2 separate regions of the Homo sapiens genome follow, and region 1 is linked to region 2. A link is an interaction called in ENCODE POLR2A ChIA-PET data of the cell type or tissue named here. Cell type or tissue: PC-9. All regions are shown on one strand. Each heading gives the region's core, and the rest is flanking DNA. Links, peaks and the distances in the headings are about the cores only.

What was found. Peaks named below come from ENCODE experiments on the same cell type or tissue, not always from the same donor. Only the 100,000 strongest peaks of a DNase experiment are listed, where the experiment ranks them.
Region 1: POLR2A ChIA-PET joins it to region 2 with 5 read pairs; 6 of 35 experiments call an interaction of 5 or more read pairs at or near these places.

What each region holds. Positions count from the first base shown.
Region 1 is chr19:41,164,105-41,169,480 of GRCh38, reverse strand. All of the region lies in intron 2 of LOC124904790, which reads left to right. Among named protein-coding and RNA genes, the nearest start is that of CYP2S1, 26 kb to the left of the region's middle. RefSeq lists an enhancer at 2,043-2,337. In PC-9, for the core only: no CTCF peak of the experiment used is centred there; a DNase peak (open chromatin) is centred at 2,300; H3K27ac peaks cover 1,291 bases.
Region 2 is chr19:40,704,994-40,710,369 of GRCh38, reverse strand. COQ8B (coenzyme Q8B) reads left to right here. Exons shown (of 15, transcript NM_024876.4): 5 at 234-311; 6 at 4,923-5,045; 7 at 5,189-5,274. It also overlaps the pseudogene RNU6-195P. Among named protein-coding and RNA genes, the nearest start is that of COQ8B, 9.2 kb to the left of the region's middle. In PC-9, for the core only: no CTCF peak of the experiment used is centred there; no DNase peak of the experiment used is centred there.

The DNA.
Region 1 (5,376 bases), core at 276-5,275, 460 kb before region 2:
TACCCCCCTGGTGATGCAAGCTTGGAGAAAATGTGTTCACATAATTAAATAGATGGGAATCCAAAGAATATCAGTATAGCAATGTCCCTTAATTCTTTTAACTCCTTCTAAGCTATATGCCAAAAATCAATGGTCACCTATCTTCAAAATATAGTTGAATGACTCCTCAGCTGGCAATTGCTCTAGGTCCTCTTCTAGTTTTGTTGACTGCAAAGTATTGAAAACAAAACATTGAAAAGCAAAGACTTGAAGGCGGATTTATTACCCAGTCAATTGAATTCCTCCTAACACCACTATTAATGTTCTAGATGTCTCTATTTGGTCACCAGAGGATTTCAGCACTGAGAGCATGTACTGAAAATGGAAGAGAGGTAGGATTTTTTTTTTTAAGTGGGAACAAACAAATGAACAAAAAAGTGAGTAAAAAGTGGGGCCAGGCATGGTGGCTCACTCCAGTAACCCCAGCATTTTGGGAGGCTGAGGCAGGAGAATCACTTGGGCCCAGGAGTTCAAGACCAGCCTGGGCAACATAGTGAGACACTGTCTTTACAAAAAAAAAAAAAAATTAGCCAGGTGTGGTGGCACGTACCTGTGATTCCAGCTACTCAAGAGGCTGAGGTGGGAGGATTGCTTGAGCTTGGGAAGTTGAGGCTTCAGTGAGCCAAGATTGAGCCACTGCATTCCAGCCTGGGCAACAGAGCAAGACCCTTTCTGGCAAAAAAAAAAAAAAAAAGAAAAAGAGAAAGTCTGGGCACAGTGGCTCACGCCTGTAATCCCAGCACTTTGGGAGGCTGAGGCAGGCAGATCACTGGAGGTCAGGAGTTTGAGACCAGCCTGGGCAACATGGTGAAAACCCATCTCTACTAAACATACAAATATTAGCCAGGAGTGGTTGTGTGCGCCTGTAATCCCAGCTACTTGGGAGGCTGAGGCGGGAAAATCACTTGAACCTGGGAGGCGGAGGTTGCAGTGAGCTGAGATGGGGCCACTGTGCTCCATCCTGGGCGACAGAGCAAGACTCTGTCTCAAAAAAAAAAAAAAAAAAAAAAAAAAAGAAAGGAAAGAAAAAGGAAAAAGGAAAGAAAAAGAAAAAGTGAGTGATGGGTGAAAAGTGAAACAGGATATGGGTAAATCATTCCTATACAACTGGGGCATTTTCAGGCAGGTCTCCTCGGGGAACTGTTCAATTGAAAGGTGAGGATTTGGGCATTAATTTCCTTTATTTATTTATTTATTTATTTATTTATTTATTTATTTATTTTGAGACGGAGTCTCACTCTGTCGCCCAGGCTTGGCGTGCAGTGGCGCCATCTTGGCTCACTGCAACCTCTGTCACCTGGGTTCAAATGATTCTCCCGCCATCAAGCCCAGCTAATTTTTGTATTTTTTAGTAGAGACAAGGTTTCACCAATTCAGTCAGGCTGGTCTTGAACTCCTGACCTCATGATCCACCCGCCTCGACCTCCCAAAGTGCTGGGATTACAGATGTGAGCCACCACGCCCGGCAATTTCCTTTAACTTATCTCTGTATCCATCTCTCCCATGGAAAATGTTCACGGACCCTTCCAGGTGTACATACCTAGACTAAGGAGCAGTCACCACCCTGAAGAGTAGCTGATGTTTTCTGTGTTACACTCTCTTGCCTATTCTGACGTGCAATAATAAAGGAGTTATTTTACAGCAGTTACTACCACAACCTAGAGTGTCTCGGACTGTGCGTTCTGCTGGATGCTTGGTCCTACGTAGCTACGTATTGTCAGCACAGACTTAATTATATATAATCATTACAAACTCAACAGCAATGGCATGGACTGTATGCCATGCCAGGGGCTGTGCCAAGTGTTTGAGAGGCATTGCCTTAGTTAATTCCCATTTTACACGTGAGGAAACCGAGGCTTGGGAGTGTTCCGTCACTTTCCCACGGCCAGCCAGTCAGTAACTCCCAGGCTTTGGGCTCAAACCTGGGTCTCTCTGAATCCAGAGCTGGTACCACACTGCCTGGAGACTCTAGACACTCAGAACTGTGAAATTTTAATCTTGGGACCCCATTAGAGACCCTCTGACCCATGCCCTTTGTTTTACAAAAGAAGTTTTAGGGCCAGAGTCAGGAAGTGACTCGCGCAAAGTCATCTGCCCAACAGGTGCAAGGTGCAAGCGGAAACGGGAGGCCTGGGTGGGAACCTCTCCCTGTTGACATTCTGATATCTAGGACTTTGGCACAATTTATTTTGAAGATAAAGAAGTACCTAAGGCAACCAAGGTATGTGCCAAGTTGAATGAGTCCCTTAATCTCTTGAGAAATTTCTCTAGGAGACAGGGGTATGGCTGAGATGACCTTGAGGAAACCTAAACCAGAGGCTCCAATAGTTTGCATTCTCTTCCAGCACCTGAATGAGCAGGGGCCGGACAATGTCACAGGATCAGTAGACATTCCAGGAAAGTAAAAGTTATCAGTTTGTGTCCTGACCACAGGTACAGACTGACTGCTGTTCCAGGCCTTGGAACGAATCTTAACCCTGGACCAAGAATGAACCCTAACTGCAACCACAGAGGGAGCAGGGAGAGCCTGGGCAAAGACTAAGAGAAAGACAATATATAGTATGTTGTGGGAGCCTGAGCTGTTTAGGACAGAAGGATTTCTAACTCCTGTTGCCACATAAAAGCTACTCCAGGGCCGGGAGCGGTGGCTCATGCCTGTAATCCCAGCACTTGGGGAGGCTGAGGTGGGTGGACCGCTTTAGTCCAGGAGTTTGAGACCAGCTTAATCAACAAGGTGAAACCCCATCTGTACTAAAAATACAAAATTAGTTTGGCGTGGTGGCACCTGCCTGTAATCCCAGCTACTGGGAGGCTGAGGCAGGAGAATTGCTTGAACCCGGGAGGTGGAAGTTGCAGTGAGCCGAGGTGGCACCATTGCACTCCAGCCTGGGCAACAAGAGCGAAACTCCATCTTAGAAATAAATAAATAAATAAATAGGCCAGGCACAGTGGCTCATGCCTGTAATCACAGTGCTTTGGAAGGCCGAGATGAAAAGGCAGGAGAATCGCTTGAACCCGGGAGGCAGAGGTTGTAGTGAGCCGAGATTGCACCACTGCACTCCAGCCTGGGCAACAAAAGCAAGACTCTGTTTCAAAACAAACAAACAAACAAACAAACAAACAAACGAAAAAAAACAGGGGTCTGGGCGCGGTGGCTCACGCCTGTAATCCCAGCACTTTGGGATCAGCTCACTGCAACCTCCACCTCCTGGGTTCAGGGGATCCTTTGTCTCAGCCTCCCGAGTAGCCGGGACTACAGGCATGCACCATCACACTGGGCTGATTTTTGTATTTTTAGTAGAGACAGGGTTTCACCGTGTTGGCCAGGCTGGTCTCGAACTCGTGGCTTCAAATGATCTGCCCACCTTGGCCTCCCAAAGTGGTGGGATTACAGGCGTGAACCGCTGCACCCGGCCGATGGTGTTATTATTTTTCTATTGCTGCCATTAACAAATTTCCACAAACTTAGTGGTGTAAATCAACACAGATTTATTATCTTACAGTTCTGGAGGTCAGAAGTCTGAAGCTAACCTTAACGGGCTAAAGTCAAGTGTCAGCAGGGCTGGATCCTTCTGGAGGTTTCAGTGGAGAATCTGTCACTTTTTTCTCCCAGCCTCTGGAGGCTGCCTCCATGCCGTGGCTTCTGACTGCATCACTCCAGTCTCTGCTTCAGTGGTCACATCTTCTCTGACTCTGACCTTTCTTTCTTTTTTTTTTTTTTTGAGATGCAGTCTTGCTCTGTCACCCAGGCTGGAATGCAATAGCACAATCTTGGCTCACTGCAGCCTCCACCTCCCAGGTTCAAGTGATCCTTGTGCCTCAGCCATTTGAGTAGCTGGGACTACAGGCACACGCCACCACACTGGCTAATTTCTGTATTTTTAGTAGAGACAGGGTTTTACCATGTTGGCCAGGCTGGTCTCGAACTCCTGACCTCAGGTGATCCGCCCACCTTCGCCTTACAAAGTGCTGGGATTACAGGCGTGAGTCACCGTGCCCAGCCTGACTGTGACCTTTCTGCTCTCCTGTTAGAAGGATGCTTGTGATTACCTTGGGTCCACTAGCTAATCCAGAATGACCCTTCCATCTCAAGATCCTTAATCACTTCCGCAAAACCTCATTTACCATGTCGGGGAATGTGTTCGCAGGTTCTGAGCATTAGGGTGTGGACATCTTCGGGCGGGGTGGGGTGGCGTTATTCAGCCTACTATGCCTGGATCTAGGAGATTTAGGGACCTCAGTCTTGTATAGAATTCCTCCAAGAAGCAGACTTTGGGAAACCTTTGGGGAGAACTCCCTTTAGTGCTCATTTTCTTCCTCTCCCACAGTTGCTCTGTTTAGCTTCCCTCCCTCCCTCCCTCCCTCCCTCCCTCCCTCCTTTCTTTCTTTCTTTCTTTCTTTCTTTCTTTCTTTCTTTCTTTCTTTCTTTCTTTCTTTCTTTCTTTCTTTCTCTCTGTCTCTCTCTCTTTTCTTTCTTCTTTCCTTCCTTTGTTTTTTTGGAGTCTCACTCTGTCGCCCAGGCTGGAGTACAGTAGCGTGATCTCAGCTTACTGCAACCTCTGCCTCCCAGGTTCAAGTGATCCTCCTGCTCAGCCCCCCTAGTAGCTGGGATTACAGGCACACGCCACCATGCCCGGCTAATTTTTGTATTTTTAGTAGAGACAGGGTTTTGCCACGTTGGCTAGGCTGGTCTCAAACTCCTGACCTCAGGTGATCCACCCACCTCGGCCTCCCAAAGTGCTGGGATTACAGGTGTGAGCCACCACGCCTGGACATTTATCACTATGTCTAGTTAAATCAATGTTGAATGCTTGCATGACGATGACTCTGCAATAGATAAGAGTCCACAGTTAGGCCGTGTAGTGAACTATTCAGTGATGGCATTTCCTTTCTCATACGGGCTTGTTTATCCTGAAGTCAATCACTGTCTTGTCTTTCATTTACTTACTCTTCCAAGCACTTGTTAGTATTTTATCCCTAGATTCTGACATAGCCATGATCCAACATGTCAGGGAATCAGCATCTTTTTTTTTTTTTTTTTTTTTTGAGAGGGAGTCTCACTCTGTCGCCCAGGCTGGAGTGCAGTGGCATGATCTTGGTTCACTGCAACCTCCACCTCCCAGGTTCAACCGATTCCCCTGGCTCAGCCTCCTGAGTAGCTGGGATTACAGGCATCCACCACCATGCCTGACTAATTTTTGTATTTTTAGTAGAGACAGGGTTTCACCATGTTGGCCAGGGTTGTCTCAAACTCCTGACCTCAAGTGATCCACCTGTCTTGGCCTCCCAAAATGCTGGGATTACAGGTGTGAGCCACAGTGCTCTGCCAACATCTTG
Region 2 (5,376 bases), core at 281-5,280:
GGGAGGCTGAGGCAGGAGAATCGCTTGAACCCGGGAGGTGGAGGTTGCAGTGAACCAAGATTGTGCCACCACACTCCAGCCTGGGCAACAGAGCGAGACTCCATCTCAAACAAAAGAAAAAATAAAAAGAGTTGGGAGACAAGCATTCTTGGAGAAAAACTGAGAAAGGAGAGTGGGTTAGGCTGGGGGCACCCCAGGCAAACGGGCACTCATGTTCTTCTCTTGCACTCCAGGACTGGCTGTGGGCTTGGGGCTAGGAGTACTGGCCGAGATGGCTAAGAAGTCCATGCCAGGAGGTCGTCTGCAGTCAGGTGAGTGAGCCACACTGCCTGGGTTCAGATCCTGGCTTTGCTGTGTGACCTGGGGCAAGTGACTTCACCCCTCTGAGCTCCAGTTTCCTCATGCGGAAGATGGAGGTGGTGATAATTTACCCACCTCTTAGAGTCATTGTGAAGTGCTTTGAACAGGCCTAAACCACTATCAGGGTCATGATTAAGAGAAGCATATTAGATTTTTTTTTTTTAATTTGAGATGGAGTCTCACTCTGTCGCTCAGGCTGGAGTACAATGGCGCAGTCTTGGCTCACTGCAACCTCCACCTCCCAGGTTTAAGCAATTCTCCTGCCTCAGCCTCCCAAGTAGCTGGGATTATAGGCACATGCCACCACGCTTGGTTAATTTTTGTATTTTTAGTAGAGACGGTTTCACCATGTTGGCCAGGCTGGTCTTCAACTCCTGACCTCATGATCCACCCGCCTTGGCCTCCCAAAGTGCTGGGATTATAGCATGAGCCACTGTGCCCAGCCACATATTAGATTATCTGAGAAAACATTTAAGCCATTGGGAGTTCCTAACTTGGAGCAGGAGCAGAAAGCTGAAAATAGAAGTGCCAGCGAGGGTCTGTGTACATCAGAGATGGAATTAGATGTGTAGCATTTGCCGTTATAAAAAATAAAATAAAAAGTTGAGGGTAGGTGGAGGTTCCCTCAACAAGTCAATGTCTTGAAACAAGTGGGGGTGGATATTCCAGATTAAAAACAGATGAAAGAGACATTATTTGACAAATGGAGCATCTGAACCATGATTGCATATCAGTTTGGAAAAAACAGCCATGAAAGACTTTTTGGAGACAAATGGAAAATCTGAATATGGACTGCATGGCAGATGTTAAGGAATTGGTGTTAATTTTCTTACATGTGATTATGGTACTGTGATTGTGTAGGGGAATATCCTTATTCTTAGCAAAGCTTAAGTGCAACTACATGCAAGTGGGTCAGCAAAAAATAATAATAGTAAGTGTGTGGGTACACGCACAGATAAAGCAGACGAAGCAGAATGGTACCATGTTGAATCGAGGTGGAGGGTGTGCGGGTGTGCAGGTGTTCACGATATTATGCATGCAACTTTTCTGTTTGGATTTTTTTCTGTCTTTTTTTTTTTGGAGACAGGGTCTTGCTGTGTCACCCAGGCTGGAATGCAATGGTACGATCATGGCTCACTGCAGCCTTGACTTCCCCAGGCTCAGGTGATCCTCCCACCTCAGCCTCCTGCATAGCTGGGATTATAGACACGTGCCACCACGCCTGGCTAATTTTTTGTATTTTTTGTAGAGAGAAGGTTTTGCCATGTTGCCCAGGCCGGTCTGGAACTCCTAGCCTCAAGTGATCCTCCCTGCTCAGCCTCCCAAAGTGCTGGGATTACAGGCATGAGCCACCACACCCAGCCTGGATATTTTTTTCAAAATAAAAAGTTGAGGGTAGGTGGAGGATTAGGGTTTGGGTATGACCAGCCTGAGTCTACACCCCACTCTGCCACTTCCATGCTATGTGACCCAGGGATAGGTGCTGCACCTCTTTGAGTCTCTTGCTTTCTCACCTTGAAAATTAAAGGATTGATAATTCTTACTTCCAGGTGTGATTGTGGGCATTCAGCCAGAGAATCCACAAAGACACTTAGGATTCTGCCTGGAACAGCTCAATAATGAGCTCAATAACATTTTATTTTATTTTAAATTTTATTTTAAGAGATAGAGTCTTGCTGTCACCCAGGCTAGAGTGCAGTGGTGAGTCATGGCTCACTGCAGCTTTGAACTTCTGGGCTCAAGAGATCCTCTTACCCTGGCCTCCTAAAGTGCTGGGATTACAGCTGTGAGCCACCACAACTGGCCTTCAAAATTAATAAAGGCTTAAGAATTGCTTTGTTGTGCTGTGCTTGCTTCAGCATCACATATAAATAAAAATTGGAATGAGACAGAGAAAATTAGCACGGCCTCTGTGCAAAGATGACACATAAATTCATAAAGTGTTCATATTAAAAAAAGAAAAATAAATGTTTTGCCAAAGCTGAAATGTAATTTGCATATAAACCCAGGTACACATACCTGTAAGTGTATGGCTTGGTGCGTTTTCACAAAGTACATTTGTCCGTACCCAGAGTAAGAAACCCTAGAATAGCTGCTCTCAAACTTCTTGGTCTCAGGATCCCTGCACACCTTTAAAACTGATGAATGGATGAATAAAATGTGATAGGCATACAATGGAATATTATCCAGCCATAAAAAGGAATGAAGGGCTGACACATGCTGCAATGTAGATGAATCTTGAAAACACTAAGTGAGGCCGGTTGCGGTGGCTCACGCCTGTAATCCCAGCACTTTGGCAGGCCGAGGCAGGTGGATCACCTGAGGTGAGGAGTTCAAGACCAGCCTGTCCAATATGGCGAAATCCTGATTCTACTAAAAATACAAAAAATTAGCTGGATGTGGTGGTGGGTGCCTGTAACCCCAGCTACTTGGGTGGGGGGTAAGGCAGGAGAATTGCTTGAACCGGGGAGGCGGAGGTTGCAGTGAACCAAGATCATGCCATTGTACTCCAGCCTTGGAGACAGAGCGAGACACTGTTTCAAAAAAAAAAAACACTAAGTAAAAGCAACCACACACTGAAAAACCACATATTGAATGATTCCATTAATATGAAATGTACAAAATAGGAAAATCTGTAGGGACATAAAGTAGATTAGTGGTTGTCAAGGCCTGGGGAGATTGGGGGAAATGAAGAGTGACTGCTAATGGGTATAGGGTTTCTTTTTTTTTTTTCTTTTTTTGAGACAAGGTCTCACTCTGTCACCCAGGCTGGAGTGCGGTGGCGGGATCACGGCTCACTGTAACCTCTACCTCCTGGGTCCAAGTGATCTTCCTGCCTCAGCCTCCTGAGTAGCTGGGACTATAGGCATGCACCACCATGCCCAGCTAATTTTTGTATTTTTTGTAGAAACAGGGTTTTACCATATTGCCCAGGCTGGTCTCAAACTCATGAACTCAAGTGATCCCGCCCCGACGTCCCAAAGTGCTGGGATTACAGGCATGAGCCAGCACTCCCAGCCAGGTTTCTTTTTTGCGTGGTGTAACTGTCCTAAAATTGATTCTGGTGATGCTTGCACAACTCTGTGAATATACTAATAATCATTGAATTATATAACTTAAATGGTGAATTATAACAGTATGTGAATTATTTCTCAATAAAACTGTTAGAATGAGCCTCCAAAGAGCTTATTTATGTGGATTATAGTTATCAATGTCTACCATATTAGAAATTAAAACTGAGAAATTTTTAGGCCAGGTGCGGTGGCTTACGCCTGTAATCCCAACACTTTGGGAAGCTGGGGCGGGAGGATCCCTTGAGGTCAGGAATTTGAGACCAGTCTGAGTGACATAGCGAGGCCCCATTTTTACAGAAAGTAAAAATATTAGCCAAGCATGGTGGTGCATACCTGTAGTCCCAGCTACTCAGGAGGTTAAGGCAGGAGGATCACTTGGGCCCAGGAGGTTGCAGTGAGCCATGATTGTGCCGCTGCACTCCAGCCTGGGTGATAGAGTGAGACACTGTCTCAAAAACACAACAAAAATACAGAGATATTTTTAAAACACAAGAGTACACACGTACACATTCCATCAGCTGTCAGTCTGATGGTGTCCTCACATGTCCTGGAGCCTCTGGAGAACTCCAGTGAATGTTCTTAGACGCATGAGAGCAGAAAGGGGAAAATAACATCTTAATGTTACGATAAAAATAGTTTGATCTCTCAGACCCCTCTGAATGGTCTCAGGGACCCTCAGGGGTCCCTGGCCCACATTTCGAGAATCGTTGCCCTTCTCATGTCCCCACCTGGTCACTCCCCTCACCAAGGGTGACCTCTGTCTTGGCTCCTGGACCCTGGATTTGTTTGGCCTTGTTTTGCTCTTTATATCAGTGTAACTGGGTGATGATTTCATGCACCCGGCTGCTTTCACTCAGCATTACATTTTTGAGACCCACCTGGGCTGTTGTGTGTAGTGATAGCTCATCTATTCAATACTGTAGTAGTTACTCTTTGACTCTCCTGCAATTTGTTTTAACTTATGTTTATTTTTCTTTCTTTCTTTTCTTTTTTTTTTTTTTTTCCCGAGACAGGGTATTGCTTGGTTGCCCAGGCTGGAGTGCAATGGTGCGATCACAGTTCATTGCAGCCTCAACCTCCAGGGCTCAAGCAATCCTCCTGCCTCAGCCTCCTGAGTAGCTGGGACTACAGGCACATGCCACCATACACCCAGCTAATTAGAGACAGGGTCTTGCTTTGTTATCCAGGCTGGTCTGGAACTCCTTGACTCAAGCCATCCTCCTGCATTGACCTCCCAGTGTTGGGATTATAGGCGCGAGCCAACAAGCCTGGCCTCCGTATTTCGTTTTAGCCATTCCTGTTGGTGTGCAGATGATATATATTTTTTTTAATAGAGAAAGGATGTCACTGTTGCCCAGACTGGTCTCAGACTCCTGTGTTCATCCCGCCTGGGTCTCCCAAAGTGCTGGGATTACAGGCGTGGGCCGCCGGGCCTGGCCGCAGTGATGATATTTGTGGTTATAATTCTAATGGTTGTTCTCTCCCCAGAGGGTGGTTCTGGGCTGGACTCCAGCCCCTTCCTGTCGGAGGCCAATGCCGAGCGGATTGTGCAGACCTTATGTACAGTTCGAGGGGCCGCCCTCAAGGTTGGCCAGATGCTCAGCATCCAGGGTACAGCATGACCCTCGACTCCTGACCCCTGACCTCCCTTCTACCCCAGCCCTACCCACCAACAGGCCCCAACTTCAGATACTCACACGGGGTCCCTCCTCACCTCTTCGCTTACTTCCCCCCTGGTTCCACTGTCTCCCAAGACAACAGCTTCATCAGCCCTCAGCTGCAGCACATCTTTGAGCGGGTCCGCCAGAGCGCCGACTTCATGCCCCGCTGGCAGATGCTGGTGAGTGCCCAGTGGGGGAGGGCGGTGAGGGAGGCAGGCTCCATCTCCTCTGACCTGCCTGACCTTCCTGGCTTCACTGCCCCACTCCCTGCCTCTGAGCCT